Linked DNA regions of Mus musculus: region 1 is linked to region 2. Evidence: chromatin loops called from intact Hi-C (ENCODE). Cell type or tissue: gastrocnemius. All regions are shown on one strand. Links, peaks and the distances in the headings refer to the core of each region. The heading gives the core; the rest is flanking DNA.

Region 1 (2,907 bases), core at 307-2,806, 110 kb before region 2:
GAAGCCGGGCATGGTGGCGCACACCTTTAATCCCAGCACTCAGGAGGTAGAGGTAGGCGGATTTCTGAGTTCAAGGTCAGCCTGGTCTACAAAGTGAGTTCCAGGACAGCCAGGGCTACAGAGAGAAACCCTGTCTCGAAAAACCAAAAAAAAAAAAAAAATATATATATATATATATATATATACATATACATATATATATATATATATGATTTTGAACTAATTTGTTTATTTATTATTTTAAGTGTAGTATGAGTGCTTTGCCTGCACATACGCCTGTGCACCATGTGCTTGCCTGGTGCTCCTGGAGTCCAGAAGAGGACATTGGATCCACTGGACTGGGACTGCAGACAGTTGTGAACTGCAGGGTGAACCCTCCCCACGAGCGTCCGTGCCGCTCTCACCTGCTTAGCCATTCTCTGCAGCAAAATGTTTTGATTTTAAAAGGGAGAGGGGAGCCTGGAGTGGGGACATCCTACACTTGGAAAGTGGAGATGGTAGGATCAGGAGTTCAAGGTTATCCTCGGGTACACAGAGAACTGAGGCTAGCCTGGGCTACATCTGGCCTGGATTAAAATACAACCAATCGTCTAATTTTAAAAGGCCCCTCAGACTGCAGCATAGCATACTGGGGACAGCCAGGGACAGAGGAGGAAGGCAAAGCCCTTCCCCGTGCCTGGTACACTCATCAACTGCCCCTCCTCTTTCCCAAACTGAAAAGGCAGCAGCCCCCATGCCTGCTTAGCACCGGAAGCCAGGGCTCTTCGTCGACATGATGTCTCACTAGCAGTGAGGCACCATGCTCTCTCCCGTCTTTCTCCTTTCTTGACAACAGAGCATGCTCCGTGCAAACCAGCTCCCTCCTCAGAGGCAGAATGTATTCTGGAGACAAGTCCCGGGCACTGTGGCTTGGGAACATGCACTTAATACAACCCCACATTCCAGTTCCCAACACGGATGTGGTTTTAGTTATTATTAAGTTGTTATTATTCTTAAGTTGTTATAGTAACAAAACAAAGAAAGTCAGAGGTCAAGACAGTTTTTAAACACTAGGTAGACGGGTCAATCTGTGCTGCAGACCCAAGATGGTGACACTGAACCTTTTGGTTGATGAGCACATAATGGTTATTTACTTTAATACTTTACCTGACAGCCACACCAGATGTCAGTTCACACGTAGACTCAAGAGGAGGCTTTGAAGGCAGTTTGAGTTGCAACATTCCAACCCTCCCTACAATTACTGAAGTCCTGAGGCGCTTCAGACGGGTCAGTGCAAGGTGAACTTGTTTCTGAGGACTCTCTGTTCACAGCACTTTAGGGTCCGCCTCAGGTCCCCACCCAGACCCCAGCCAGGCTGCGTAGCTCCACCCTTTTTCATTTCTGACTACAGAGAGAATTGCCGCCTCGCGTCCCCAGATAAAGAAACAGGGTGCGCTCAGTCCCATCGTCACAAGAACTGAATCCAACAGCCATCCGAGAGAGCAGATGGGCTGGCAAACGGGAGTATGTGTAGTTCAATCAGTGAGGAGTTTACCTAGCACGAGGGAAGAAGCCCGAGGTTCCATCCCTAGTACCACATAAACTGACCTGCAGTTTAATCCCGGGCGCTTGGAGGTAGAGCCGGGAGGATCTGAAGATCACACTTGGTTGCAAAGTGAATTTGTCTCCATTGTGGGCTTCATGAGACACTGTCTAAACAGACAGAAAAGCCATGGTGGTGGTGGCGCAAGCCTTTAATACAAGCACATGGGAGGCAGAGGCAGGCGGATTCCTGAGTTTGAGGTCAGCCTGATCTACAGAGCAAGTTCTAAGTCAGCCAGGGCTACACAGAGAAACCCTGTCTCAAAAAAAACAACAACAAAGGCTGGAGAGATGGCTCAGCGGTTAAGGGGCACTGACTGCTCTTCCAGAGGTCCTGAGTTCAAATCCCAGCAACTACATGGTGGCTCACAAACAACCATCTGTAATAGGATCTGATGCCCTCTTCTGGTGTGTCTAAAGACAGCTGCAGTGTACTCACATATAATAAATAAATCTTTAAAAAAAAAAGACAGACAGAGAATGGGTCTTATTATTGGTCTTGCTGCCTTCTGCTCAGAGCCGACAGTGACTTGGAGGACCGACCCCAGGGCTTTCAGCTCCCCAGAGTCAATGAGAGAACAGAGCTGCCCATCACACTGGGAAGCCAGAGCCAGAGGTCCAGGGCTGGATCACAGCACCCTTCCTTACCTATCACCCGGGACCAGTAAAAGTCTTGTGCTTCAGTGTCCTCCATTTGCAGTGAGTGAGCTCATGACATATTCAGAGCCATGCCTATTACATATATACCTTCTCGAAGTTTCCCCCAGCCCTGACCTGCATCTGTGGTGGGGCAGCTGATCAAGGTGGGCTGAGTGCCTCTGCTGTCTCCGTTAGAAGCCCAGGTTGTGGTGACTTTTAACCATAGCTTTCTTATCTCACTGAAGACCTAGAAGGGAAATTTTTTTCTATTTCCTATCTGGAGAACCCTGATTCCCACAAATAGGGGAGTCAACGGAGCCTTCTGCCTATGGAAAGGAGCATGGAAAGAGCTCAGAATGGGGGGTGGGGGATTGAGAGATAAGGGGATGGAGGACTGGGAAGTGGGCACAGAGAATCTGGAGACTGGAGGCCAGAGTGCCTGCCCCTGAATCCCTGCAAGGTCACCTGTGCCTGTGACAGTGCACAGTTCATTCAACTTGGAATTACAGACATGGCAGAGGATGACCTGGAATCCAGACCGACCCTCTGCCTCTGCCTCTCTTCCTCTCAAATGATGAGGTTGCAGAATCACAGCCCAGCCCCTGGTTTTTGTTGCTGGTATTTTTTGAGACTGTCTCTCACTATGCCGTCCAGCCTGGCTTTGAACTCGCAGAGAAGGTCCTGCGA
Region 2 (2,907 bases), core at 114-2,613:
GCTCCACATCAAAGTGAGGGCCTCATATGTTAGATCACCTTGGGTGGCAAACACCCCAGTTCCCACGCAGTTGAGTGTCATCACCCAAGTCCCTGTCATCTAGGAAGGAAGTGGATGCAGGGTGGAACAAAGAACCTCCGGTCACTGTAGCCCCTCTTCTCTGCTCTGCCCCTCCTTTCCTGTCCCCTCCTTTAGCCCCTTCCCCCAAGGACTTCCTCCTGGAGACTCAGCCCCTAAGCTGGAACTGCTGTTAGGGGCACAGTGCTCTCCCCTCTTACAGACCCAGCGGAGCCAGCTGGGATGTGCAGGGGAGGGGAGGCAAAGGCCCAGGGCACAGGCTTATCACTCCAGTATGGATGGCGGGAGCTAGAGACCAGGAGATATGAGGCCAGTGTGAGCTGTGTCACAAGTTCCAGGTCAGCCTGTGCTGTGTAGCACAGTCCAGCTCCCTACACCTCCTCACACACACAGTGGCTGCTGGGTGACCGTTCCCTTTTTTCTTTGGAACTTGGCCACAGTTTCTCTGGGCTGTGCCTGCATGACCAGCTGGCTTCAGTGATTTCTCCGTTTCCCTCTTTAGTTTCTAGGAAGCCACTGTGCTGTGCTAAGAAGCAGTTGGTCAGGAGGGCTCAGCCCAGGAGCAGGTGGCCCTGGGGTGCATGTCAGCCAGGGGCCAGTCAGCCCAGCAGTCTCCCCTGCTCCCTGACATGAGTTCCTAAAGGGCACTGAAAAGGGCACCTCCTTCCTGTGTCTGCCTCCACTGCACCCCCAGTCCCTAAAGCAGGGATCGTGTGTGGTGAGGAACGCTCTCTTCTGGCCTCAAGCTCTTTGCCTCTTTGCCTTCAGCACCCTTGATGTTCATGGTTTACATGGGTGGGGGTGGGATGTAGATATGTGGGGGTGGGGTTTTGCATCACACAGTTGGTTCTGAGGACAGATGATCCCCACAGACTGTGGGAGTGATTGGCCAGGCCTTGTTTTTTCTTGTGTTTTGTTCTTTTTGTAGACTAGTGTGGTAACTAGGGAACAGATGGCACTGCAGAGTGCTTCCCGCTCATATGAGAGAGCAGGTGTCTGCCCTTGAGAGCTGGTGAGCCGCGTCATCTGTTTGCGCTGGGCAAGGAGCTGCACCGCTGCGTTGACCTGCCTTGTCTTACGGTACACACAGCAATAAAGCCTGGGTTCCGCCCGGTCTCCACCCTCCCTCCGCCTCCCTTGGTTAGTTTCACAGTGCTGGCAATGAAGCCCGTGGCCCACCACGCTAGGCGAGTGCTCTGCCACTGAGTCACGGCCCAGCCCTCTCTCCCTCATTCTTCTGTTTCCATACCAAAGGCCAGGAGTGCTTCACTGTGCTGGAGCCATGGTGTCCTTTGGAGGGACAACGGTGCACGCGGCATGTATCCTGGCTGAAGCGCTGCAATCTTACACTAGCCACAGGGTACTGTTTTGAGCCAAAGGCTGATACTTAATTGAAGAGGGAAAATGCAGATTTGGGGACAAAGGTCTTTTTACTGCTCAAGTAGGGTCGCTTCTGTCCTGTTGCAATCATGTCCAAGTTTGTTTTTAGTGTGGACTTTTGTGGGCACTGTCTGTCATTGGCCACCCAGTCACGTACCGAGTGGGCAGTGTCACAGCCAAAGCTACCACTGAGCCACAGCGTAGGTCATTGCTTGAAAAAAATGACAGTGACAATGGAGTGTGACCTTGGTGTACTGTGGCAGCCCAGATGACTGAGTGCTACAGACGAGTGACCCTTAGATGACCTCCTCAACTGCCTGCCTTGTGTGTGCGCGCAAGGCCCCTCTCTGCACAGGGGTTCTTCGGGGGAGGGGGTATTTGCAAAACCTTAATTTTGTTAAAATGGGGGACTCTGTCAGGGGACTCTGTCATCGCTTCCCTTCCTCAGAGGACAGCACAGAGCCGCGGCGTACACACTGACGTACCCACCACCAACAGATTGAGGCACTGACGCAGCCAGCTTAGCCCAGCATTACTGTCTCTGTTGTGAGCTTGCTCTTTGTTTTAAAAGGTGCCAGGGGTACATTTTTGCACTGAAACCTAAAGATGTTTTAAAAACACTTTTCACAGAAATAGTCCTTGTCATTACATTGTTCACTCATGTGTTTGTACATTTTTGTATGTTAATTTATGAATGATTTTTTCAGTAAAAAATACATATTCAATAACCAAACCTTGGTAGTCGTCTCTCTGTCTAGCTGCCTCTCAGGGTGGTTTCCCTTCCTCTGTAGAACACCACACACTGGCGACACCAGGGAATGAAGATCTGGCTCCAGAACATTCTCGGTGGGCAGTCCTGGGTTCTTTCTGCCAGAACATTCTCGGTGGGCAGTCCTGGGTTCTTTCTGCCAGATCCTGCTCGTGTTGTAATCACAAACTGTTAGGAATTGAAGGCTTGTCATTCCCGGTGTGTGTGCATTTTGACTTATTTTCCCATCTCGTAGCCCAGGCTGGCCCTAACTTGTTCTGTGTGTGTACTTGAGGATGGTCGTGAACTTCTGGTAGCTATGTACCACCAAGCTCAGTTTGTGTGGTGCTGGGATTAGCGTCCAGGCCTCCGTGCTTGTTCGCCAGCTCTCATCAACAGAGCCCCAGCTCTGCTGTCTTGTCTGTCTGTCCGTCATCCTTCCCTCCCTCCCTTCCATGGTTGAGGCCCACAAAGGCCAGAAGAGAGCTCTTGCTCACCTGGACCTAGAGTTAACGAGCCACCATGGTGGTGGTGGGAATTGAATTCAGATTCTCCTTCGCTAGAGTAGTCCGTGCTCATAACCACCGAGCTCTCTCCACCCATCCCACCTCCTCATCCCCCAGTATTCTCTTTACCTGCATCTAGTCACTGCCGACAAGAGAAGGGACCACTCTCAGTCCATAGAATGTTCTGGGAAAGAA

Evidence for each region. Hi-C counts contacts between places; a loop is a spot of excess contacts. Peaks named below come from ENCODE experiments on the same cell type or tissue, not always from the same donor. Only the 100,000 strongest peaks of a DNase experiment are listed, where the experiment ranks them.
Region 1: it touches region 2 in a loop (2.1-fold over the local background); 9 of 42 quality-filtered maps call a loop at or near these places.

Annotation. Positions count from the first base shown.
Region 1 is chr2:167,403,695-167,406,601 of GRCm38, reverse strand. No RefSeq gene overlaps it. Among named protein-coding and RNA genes, the nearest start is that of Slc9a8, 17 kb to the left of the region's middle. In gastrocnemius, for the core only: no CTCF peak of the experiment used is centred there; no DNase peak of the experiment used is centred there.
Region 2 is chr2:167,297,728-167,300,634 of GRCm38, reverse strand. B4galt5 (UDP-Gal:betaGlcNAc beta 1,4-galactosyltransferase, polypeptide 5) reads left to right here. Exons shown (of 9, transcript NM_019835.2): 9 at 1-2,191. Among named protein-coding and RNA genes, the nearest start is that of B4galt5, 50 kb to the left of the region's middle. In gastrocnemius, for the core only: no CTCF peak of the experiment used is centred there; DNase peaks (open chromatin) are centred at 543 and 1,134.